Linked DNA regions of Homo sapiens: regions 1, 2 and 3 are each linked to region 4. Evidence: chromatin loops called from intact Hi-C (ENCODE). Cell type or tissue: mammary epithelial cell. All regions are shown on one strand.

Region 1 (2,500 bases), 58 kb before region 4:
CCTCACAGCCTGCAGCCAAGCTCCTTAGGATTTGGTCCAATCTGCTTTCTTGGCTTGTTCTCCTACTTAGCATACTTACCACCAATCAGATTCCTGCCCATATTCTATTTGTATTGTGTGCATTCTGGTCTTTGATCAAGTTGTCACATCTGTCTACAAAGCCTTCCTGCTCCATCTTGGCATGTCCAGATCTTACATCTCCTTCAAATCTCAGCTCAAATGCCTCCTCTTCCATGAGGTTTAAGGGAGGTCTTTTAACCAGAAGCACATATTCCCTTTCTGAACCTCCAGCATTTAATTTTTATCTCCGACCACACCAACCACCCTCCCCTTATGGTAGCTGGCTGGTTACCTATCACTTGTCTTTCCAGGACAGACCTGTGTCATTCTCATCTTTGTGTTCCTTACAAAGCCTTGTAGATTGCTTCCCACAAGGCGGATACTCAGTAACCATTTGCTGCATGATTAGGATATATATTGAGAACATGTGACAGGCAAAACTCAGTAGTAGGCACTATAGAGATATATAAATACAATTCCATTTCTGCTCAAAACATGTACAATCAAGTAAGGCATTTACATATGTACTACACAGTAAACATTAGCATGTTATACATTTCATAAAAAAGCTTTGAAATGCTGTAACTTTAATCCTTTAAACCCATCTTTTTCAACTTACAAAACACACAGAACTTTTAAAAGAAACTATTGCAGCATTCACTTGAGTTATTTTTATCATGCTATTATTCAAATAAGAACAAACATAAAGCTTATGGTTATAGCATGTGATACCTATAAAATCAAGACACACTTATAAATTGTAACCAAGCAAAATTATTCTTTATTGTGTCAACTGTTTCGGGCTACAAGATGCCTTGAACAAGCTAGGAGGAGCTTGATGGAGAGTGATCTGGGGTCAGGGAGACTATTGGTTGGGAGCCCCCATTCCTGGGAAGTAGAGCTTTAGGCTAGGGTATATATCAGAGTCTGCATCTTTGATGTGATGCAATGGGTGAGAAAGAGAAGTGGCAGAGGCAGCCAAGCAGAGGAAATCCTCAAGAAGAGGGATTCTAGCAGCCACAAAGAGGCATAAAGACCAGGATAGACCCCAGGAAGCATAGGAAAAGAGCATCTCAGAAAAATGCTTTTGGGCAACATTTAGTTTGAGCTTGTGCTCTCTCTTAGACTCTCTGCTAAAGACTTCCCATTAATGCCATTATTTAATCCTCACAGTAAACCACAAGAGAGGCACTATCATTAGTCATGGATCAGGAAATGAGCATTAAGGAAATTCCATAATTTCCATCAAGTGCAAAACTGGCAAGTGAGAGAGCCTGAATTTGAATCCAGATTTACCTGACCCTAGAGTCTGAGCCTGTAACCAGTATGCAGGACCACCTCTTGGCTGGCTCCTGGCCTCCTGGCCCCATGTATTTGTTTTCTTTTATTTCTAAATGGCAGCTGGGGAATGTTACCAGGAAAGTAAACTCCCTGAGTCATTCAGGATTGGGCACCAACCCAAGCATGCCTGTACCCTCCAGGGAAATGTGGGGAGGAAGAGGGAGGAAAGCAGAGATGGAACGTGTTTTAGAGGGGGCCTCAGGCAAGTCATGCTCACAGGGACCGAATTTCAGAAGGACCCCCTGAGATTTCTCATAGAACATTTGGTTTCAACTCCAAATATCTTTTAAGTTTGCACTGTGCACCTATCACTGTGTTTAGTGTTTGGTTGATTCAGGATTTTTGAATTACCCCAGAAGTGATTACAGCTCCCACACACATGAGCAGGATATGCTGAGTGTGTGAAAGAGAAGTCTGGGGTTTGACAGGATGGTGTTTATTAGAGCCATTTAGGAAGAAAAGAGAGAGCTCCCTTCTGAGTTGTTGCTGCTGACACCAATCTGTGCATTCACACTGAGGACAAGTTTGATGACAAATCAGTAGCATGCATTCATATGCCTCTCAAGAGCATGTTTATAGAACCTACTGGTGTATAATACAATATGCAGATTCCAAAGAAATAGAAGTCAGAGTCCTTACTCCTCTCTCTAGTTGTTGATGACACAGCTGAGATTTAAGTTTATAGAGCAAAATAAACAACTCAGGCTCAAAATGGCACTAGCCATCCCTAGAAGTTACAGTGCCCACAGATAAGGCCAACTGCAGACTATGTACAGGAAGTACAGAGAAATGTCAGTTTCCACTCCCACCCCTCTTTGGAATCTTTCCCTTGAACCCACAAATCCAAATCGGGGGATAGAAATCTGAGTAAATATGCATTAGCTTCAGATTCTTTAATTCTATGGGACCCAGAATGGGCTTGCTGGGATGTTAGGGGCCTAATGCCCGAGTGTTCTAGGGGCTCCTGGGGATTAAGAGATAATCAGTATTGTCCTTGAGGGTAGGGACAGTATGTTTGGGCCCCCATCACCTAGAGCAGTGTCTGACACATAGCAGTTGTGTAATAAATGTTGGTTAATGAATCAACAAATGGTGTTCC
Region 2 (2,500 bases), 200 kb before region 4:
GCCTACAATTCCCAGCCCCTTTGCCTCCAGGTGTGCCCACATGACTGGTTCTCACCAATGGGTTGTGAGCAGAAGTGATGTGGTGCATATCCAGGTCAAAGCATTTAGGAGGCAGATGTGCTCACTTCAGGCGCTCTTGCCACTTCCAACGGCTGGTTGCAGATCATGAGGACCCAGGAAATGATGGCAAAACAATATGATGGAAAAACTCAGAATCCCTGAATCACGTACAGAGGAAAGCCCTTGGTGGAACTACAACACCTGCTTTGAACTGTTATGTGAGAAAGAAACTATTGTGTTTGAGCCATAATGGAATTTTGGATTCACCGATTACAGCAGCTAATGTTACACCAAATATTACATGTGAGAAGAAAGTGCCTGTCCTCCCTGCTGGTAAACAGAGGAAAAGCCTCTCACCATGAACACAGAACTCCCTGCAATGGGACACATCACATGTGCTTTCCCAACTTCCAGCCTTCTTGTGTAAACTGGGCTGGTGTGATGCTTGGGAGTAGTAGGGATGTTTTGTTAGCTCTTAGTATGTTCTTGGGCAGTGCATGGTGCAACCATAGATGGCACTGTTAGAAAGTAAAGATAACTGGCCACCAATTCTAGGACAATAGAAAGCATTTCAGGAATTTTTGAAAACACGAAAACATGTTTAGAGATCCTTAGTATCATCACCACAAAGCCTTGAGGGAGTCAGAACCCCACAGATATGGACCCCTGCTTCTGTTGTTTAGAGTTGCCTCTGTTCCCTGCCACTGGCATGATAGTGTTGACACTTTATGAGGGGCAGCTGTGATGACTCCAGTGACTGAAGAAATGTCTTATGCTTTGATGCCTGGAGGAACTATTTATGGGATATCATCCAGGCCTGGCTTTGGTACCAGTGATTTAACAACTCTACAAAATGCCTCTCTCCTTTCTGCTACTGAACTAGAGTGTGGTTGGTGCCAGGACCAACAGAATGTGATTCACTGAGCCCAAGACATCAGTAGGGACATAGGAGGTACCGTCAGTTGTCAACAGGTGGTGGTCCAGATGGGTGGACCGTGGGTATCAGGGAGGTTCTGTGGGAGGCAAAGGGTGAGTGTTCCAGCAGGTGGGAGGACTGTGACATTGTTTAATTTATATAAGAAGCTTGTAAAATAAGAAATTGCAGGCTGAGGGTCAGCAGGACGTCTCTGAACTCTAGGAGGTGGGGATAAGTGGGAAAGCAAGGCAGGCTTTAGAAGAAACTGGCACAGGTTCAGGAACAAAGATGAGGACTCAGCCATTGGAACCTATAAGAAGCACAGGAAAAGACTGCATGAAACTATTTTTGAAGTTGTGTTGGGACTGAGTCACCAAGTGACTGTGCTGGGGTTACGTAATCCTTTCTAGTGTGAGAGAGAAATAGTGCCAGGCCCTGTCCCAGGGCTGAATCCACGCATCAAGGTTAAATGGTCCAAATTGAAAAGCTTAGAGGGCCACAGGTGCAGGGAGGCAAGCAGTCAAGTAGATTAACCCCTTACCGTGTCTGACATTCCCACTATCAGAGTTAAGCATTTAGGTTAAAACAGCATGCAAGGCCATTATTAAAATGCAAGTATTTCCCAAGAGAAGTAATTAACCTTGCCACATCTGCATATTATTAGAGTATCATTATAGCTAGTTCTGAAGGATTGAGAATTTCTTTGACCGATAAGTCCAGTATATAATGTGTCGGTGAGAATTAACTTATTTAGCTCTTACTATGTAATACTCTATTTTTTTATTTTTTATTTTAATAAAAAAGACATGTTTATTATCAGAATGTAGTTACTGTCATGCCTCCCTAACCTTACTTTTTTTTGTTTGATTTTGTTTTTGTTATACTTTAAGTTCTGGGATGTATGTGCAAAACGTGCAGGTTTGTTACATAGCTATACATGTGCCATGGTGGTTTGCTGCACCCATCAATCCGTCTTCTACGTTAGGTACTTCTCCTAATGCTATCCCTCCCCTTGCCCCCAACCCCCTGACAGACCCTGGTGTGTGATGTTCCCCTCCCTGTGTCCATGTGTTCTCATTATTCAATTCCCACTTACGAGTGAGAACATGCGGTGTTTGATTTTCTGTTCCTATGTTAGTTTGCTGACAATAATGGTTTCCAGCTTCATCCATGTTCCTGCAAAGGACATGAACTCATTTTTTATGGCTGCATAGTATTCCATGGTGAATATGTGCCACATTTTCTTTATCCAGTCTATCATTGATGGGCATTTGGGTTGGTTCCAAGTCTTTGCTATTGTGAATAGTGCTGCAATAAACATATGTGTGCATGTGTCTTTATACTACAGTTATTTATAATCCTTTGGTTATATACCCAGTAATGGGATTGCTGGGTCGAATGGCATTTCTGGTTCTAGATCCTTGAGGAATTGTCACACTGTCTTCCACAATGGGTGAACGAATTTACACTCCCACCAACAGTGTAAAAGCGTTCCTATTTCTTCACTTCCTCTCCAGCATCTAT
Region 3 (2,500 bases), 69 kb before region 4:
GGAAAATAAAGGAATTCAGTTGACATGGATTTGGCACTCACCCAGCACTGTATGTGCCATTGCTACTAGAGTGTCTTCCTGGATGTCCCATAGGCACCTGATGATCAATAAGTCCCAAATTGGCTTCAGTCCCCACTTGCTGTGCAGACATGCCCTGCCTGTCCCTGTGCACAGAACAGCCATCTATCCAGGGATGTTCATATATATCATCTCATTCAATCCTCACATCCACCCATAAAATAGAAATTATCACCCCTAGTCAATACATGAAGAAACTGAAGCTCAGAGAGGCTAAGTGCAACAGCTCGGGCTGCCATAATAAAATACCATGGGTGGGGCGATTTAAACAACAGACATTTATTTTCTTACAGTTCTAGAGGCTAGAAGTCCAAGATCAAGGTGTTGGCAGAGCTAGCTCCTCCTGAGGGCTGTGAGAGACTCACTCCTTGGCTTGTTGATGGCTGTCTTTTCCCTGTGTCTCCTTGTATCATCTTTCCTCTGCACGGCTCTGTGTTCACTTTTCTCTTTTTATAAGGACACCAGTCATGTTGGATTACAGCCCACCTTAATGACCTCATTTTAGCTTGACTACCTTTGAAAAGAACCTATCTCTAAATAAAGCCACATTCTGAAAACTGGGGTTTAGGATTTCAATATATGGATTTGGGAGCAGAGGAAACATTTCAGTCCATAACACTACCTAACCCCCAAAGACTTCTATAGGAGGAAACATTTGAAGAAAGGAGTTGGCTAGGTGAAAATAGAGGCAGTAGGCAGGAATGAGAGAAGAGTTCCAGGGACAGGGATCACTATATACAAAGGAAAGAAGGGGAAGGAGCAGGACACAGCCTGATGCCGCTCATGGTAGGAGCGTTCACATTCACATGCCACTCACAGCCCAGCCCAGCAGGGTCTGATTGCCAGGCCATACCCCAGTGTCCTGGGACTTGCCAAACAAACCCACTGTTTCTTGTGGACCGAAAGTTGTTTCTGGTACATCAAAATGGAGGGGAGAGCTGAGTTTGGCTGGGGCAGAAGAAGTGATCCTAGGGGCCTTTGAGCTCTAAGAATAAGCAGAGCCAGGAAAGTGGGGAGACTCAGTTATGAGCAGACACAGTGAAGAGCAGTACTTAGAGGAAAACCTGAACAGAATTTAAAACTAAAGCCTCAAACGCTGCGAGCTCCCCCGCCCACAACAGCCCTTGTCAGAGAGCCCAGAAGGGCATGAAAGGAGGAGGAGAGAGAGGGAGGAGGGAAGAAACTGTATTTCCCTTACCTCACAGTCTTCCCTTCTCTGGGGACCCACAGAAAGATGCACTGACTATAAAATAGGGGCTTTTAAAACTATTAGGCAACATGGAATAAAGTGTCAGAGGCAGCCAAACCAAAACCACTTGAATAAGAGCATCACTAACTGCGAGGCTGGGGCGTGGCTTCATTTTATTCCAAGCCTTTGGCACACAACACAGAATCTGGCACGTGGTAGGAATCTGACAAATACTTGGATGTTTGTTTGTTTTCTTACCTAAGAGGACATCCCAAGGATACCAAGCGTTTCTAGGTGAATCCTGTGACTCCATCCCTAGCCTGAGAGACCTGCCTCCAGGAAGGAAGAGATTATTGCAGTTCCCTCTATTTTAAAATCTTTTCAATGCCGATTTTGTTTTTGATATATTATTATTGCCTGAGGCTTTAGTCAGGAGACTGAGATCACACAAAGCACAGATCTTAGAATTTAATAGCTTTTCTCAAGAATGAAATCAGATTCTTTCTGAAAAATATCTAAAAGACATGCCTTATTACATAAGGAGAGCATGCTTCATGTGAAGATGTGGATATTTTTAGAGCATGTGTTTTGAATTTTATATTTGTGGTCCTATTTACCTGGATGAGTCACATTTAAAACGTTCCCAAATTTCTTGCCTTTAAACCCTAAGCTTCTTGTGGCTTTGAGGAACATTTGCTCAGATTACTCACAACACAAATCTTCCTGTCATTAAACTACTACACTTTGTACTGAGTGGCATATAATACATAGAAATTGTCAGACAAGCTGGATTATTCGTCCCCAAAGGAGCAGTTCTTAGTAAATGAATTACACCAAGAAATTGCTGGGGCCTACAACATTCCTTTTTTGGTTTGTTTTTGGGTTTTTGTTTTTGTTTGTATCCTCTCTAAAAGGTGGCTTCAGGCTATGTTAGCAGGAGAGTGGAGAGAAACCAAGTGAGGCCTAGAGGTCTTTGGGTACAGGAATGCAGTTTCAAAATCCTAGTGAAAGCTGCTAAGAATTCAGAGAAAGTGGCAGAGAGGAAAGACACATTTAACATTTGCTACCTAAGGTACAGCTGGAAATAATATGGAACAGATGGATCAGAACTGAAAACATGGATTGAGGAAGAGGCATGCTGGATAATTTTTGAATGGATGCTAGACATTGGCAGCTTTACTTTGTTGAGTGCTGAATATTTGTATATTCCTATAAACATGCATGAGATTTGTC
Region 4 (2,500 bases):
TTGGGCAAGTTATTTAACCTCTCTAGGCCTCAATTTCCATCTACAGATAATGTAAAGTACTAGTATTAATCCATAGGCTTATTTTAAGGGTTAAATAGAATAACATATTCAGGACACACATATATGCCTGGCACATAATAAACATTTGTACATATTAGTTATTATTAAGGTGAATTGGGTTTGAGAGATTGGTTTGTTTAAACAAAGATAATTAAAAGCTACTTGAAGGTAGAATAAAAGAGCTGTATGTTTGTGAGGTATTATGGGCTTAACAAAGTGCCTGGCACCACGTAAAAAGAACAAAGATATTATAACTACCAAGACATAGCCAAAAACTCAGTTGGCTGGAAGAGAGTGCTAAAAAGCTCTGTCCCTTATGAGCACAGCTGCGGGACTGCAAGGGCGTACGGTTGAGAGTGCGCGATAGGTGAGCGAATTATGTCAACCATATAAAACCTACCTGCGCTAATGGTAGGACAACAATATTGTTCTAGTTTGCAAAGATCAGCATATTCTCCAGACAGAGAACACTGCTAAAAAGACAGTAGCATAATGCATCTCTCTGGAATACACACATACAACCCTCTCCTCCACGTCCCAACCAAGGTAATCAAGTTCTTTCATTGTAAAGAGTGCAATGAAAATGCCAGAGGCATCATCAAATTGTGAATCATATAATGCCAAAAGGTACCCAGGGATGACCTCACCTAGCCCCATTTGTGGGAGGAGGAAATGGGGGTGGGTGGAGGTTGCTGACAGAACAGTTGTCCCGAGGCCACACAGCCAGTGATCGGCAGAGCTGGACTAAGAAGGCTTACTGATTCTAACTCTTCGCTGTGCTACACTGTCTCCCATTCCCACACCCATCTCCACCCACCTCAAAATCTTAAACCAGATGGCAAATCCAGCTTCTCCTGGACCCCTAGAAGATACTCCTTCTCTGAGCTGTCACATCCTCGGGGCCTTCTAACGCCTTGTTCACTGCTGCCACCTAGGGAATTTCAGTGAGTTTTCCTCCTTAGGCTGTTGCCTTAGGTGCTCAACAATGGCCATGCACCTCCGTCCTATTCAAGGCCTATCTCCTTAATTAATCATCCAAGTCACTTCATGCTCAGCTCACCAATTAGCAGAGCTATTCACAGTGCAGGCATTCAGATGATACACATCTGACCTTGCTGATGAACACATCTTTTTGTTTGTTCTTTGAAATATTGTTAGGGAACTACTCAAATGCTTTGGGTTTAAAAATATTACTCCAATAATACTGAGTAGTTGCTGAGTTCTAGTTTAATATCTGATTCTTTTCAAGGTGCTGGTGAGAAGGAGCTCATCTACTTCATCCCCAGCATTGCAAGCAGGAGAATATCAGACCTATTTACTCAGGTTCAATGTGTCCAGATCTATTAACTGAAGTTCAGTGTTAGTCATACTTCCACTTTCCCCTGACCACTCCCTCTTTCCTCATTTTATAGCCAGATGCTAGCGTTTAGCAATAAAGTAGCCATTCATTCCCTCAACCTTAATTACTTGATAGTATCCATTGAAACAGAAACACACATGAACTAAATCCCTAGTGATGAAGTCCATTGCTTGACCATAAAAATGATAAAACAGACTCCTGACAAACAATAACAGTCCAGGTTGACTTCCTATGCAATTAAAACCAGACTCCTGGAATTTCCAATTCAAGAACAGAATACATGGAAATAATCAGAGTTGATTATTTTTCTAAGCAGGGAAGGTTAGAAAGCTTCCTGTTTTAGAATGTAAGCACTCTTTTCCAGCTTCATCATTATACCATGCCACATAAAGATATGACTATACCCCTTTTCACTATTCTTTCAGTTTTTAAAGGTCTGATTAGTAGTACTATAGCCCTGAGTATTTCTCCATAGATTCAATTATCTCCCTATGCACAGTATAGCATAGTGGTTTAAATACTCGGGCTTAGGGGCAATTAGACCTAGGTTCCAAACCAGGCTCTACTTGGGTGTGTAATCTTGCAAAAATTTCTTAACATTCCTAAGCTTCAGGTGCCTCATCTATGAAATGGCAGTAAAAATACTAACTTCACGGTAAATTTTCTGTGAGAATTGAAGATATAAAAGTTTGGTGTTGAGCACATTGCTTGGCCTATAGTAAGTAATCAGTAAAAGTTAGCTGGTATTGTAATTATCATCGTCATCATTCATATAACCATTGCCAATGTAAGATCCTCAATTACAAGGAGAAGCCAGAGAAAAGGGAAGGAGATTTCAAGTAGTTCTGGTAGACAGTGGCTTTGTAGCTAGGACTAAAAAATACATTCAATTTTAAGTCAGAATGCCTGAATTTAAATCCCAGATCTATATGAAGGTACTTAGCTTCTCTGGTCCTCGGTTTCCTTATCTGTAAAATGGAGGTGGTAATAGCAACTGGCAGATTGTTGTAAAAATTAAATGAGATAATGACACTGAACGTTTCAAGCCCAACACCTGCCCCAATGGCAGGCAAGCTTTCT

Evidence for each region. A loop is a pair of places that touch in the nucleus more often than their neighbours do. Peaks named below come from ENCODE experiments on the same cell type or tissue, not always from the same donor. Only the 100,000 strongest peaks of a DNase experiment are listed, where the experiment ranks them.
Region 1: it touches region 4 in a loop (3-fold over the local background); 8 of 110 quality-filtered maps call a loop at or near these places.
Region 2: a loop joins it to region 4, with 6 times the contacts of the local background. A loop is called at or near these places in 8 of 110 quality-filtered maps.
Region 3: it touches region 4 in a loop (5-fold over the local background); 8 of 110 quality-filtered maps call a loop at or near these places.

Annotation. Positions count from the first base shown.
Region 1 is chr3:170,750,273-170,752,772 of GRCh38, forward strand. The region is part of intron 5 of SLC7A14-AS1 (SLC7A14 antisense RNA 1); the gene reads left to right. Among named protein-coding and RNA genes, the nearest start is that of RPL22L1, 120 kb to the right of the region's middle. In mammary epithelial cell, no CTCF peak of the experiment used is centred here; a DNase peak (open chromatin) is centred at 1,319; H3K27ac peaks cover 2,073 bases.
Region 2 is chr3:170,613,473-170,615,972 of GRCh38, forward strand. All of the region lies in intron 2 of SLC7A14-AS1 (SLC7A14 antisense RNA 1), which reads left to right. Among named protein-coding and RNA genes, the nearest start is that of SLC7A14, 29 kb to the left of the region's middle. In mammary epithelial cell, no CTCF peak of the experiment used is centred here; a DNase peak (open chromatin) is centred at 1,329; H3K27ac peaks cover 292 bases.
Region 3 is chr3:170,740,010-170,742,509 of GRCh38, forward strand. The region is part of intron 5 of SLC7A14-AS1 (SLC7A14 antisense RNA 1); the gene reads left to right. Among named protein-coding and RNA genes, the nearest start is that of RPL22L1, 130 kb to the right of the region's middle. In mammary epithelial cell, no CTCF peak of the experiment used is centred here; DNase peaks (open chromatin) are centred at 1,452 and 1,922; H3K27ac peaks cover 1,754 bases.
Region 4 is chr3:170,808,699-170,811,198 of GRCh38, forward strand. The region is part of intron 2 of LOC105374211 (a long non-coding RNA gene); the gene reads left to right. Among named protein-coding and RNA genes, the nearest start is that of RPL22L1, 60 kb to the right of the region's middle. In mammary epithelial cell, a CTCF peak has its summit at 992; DNase peaks (open chromatin) are centred at 723 and 1,443; H3K27ac peaks cover 2,304 bases.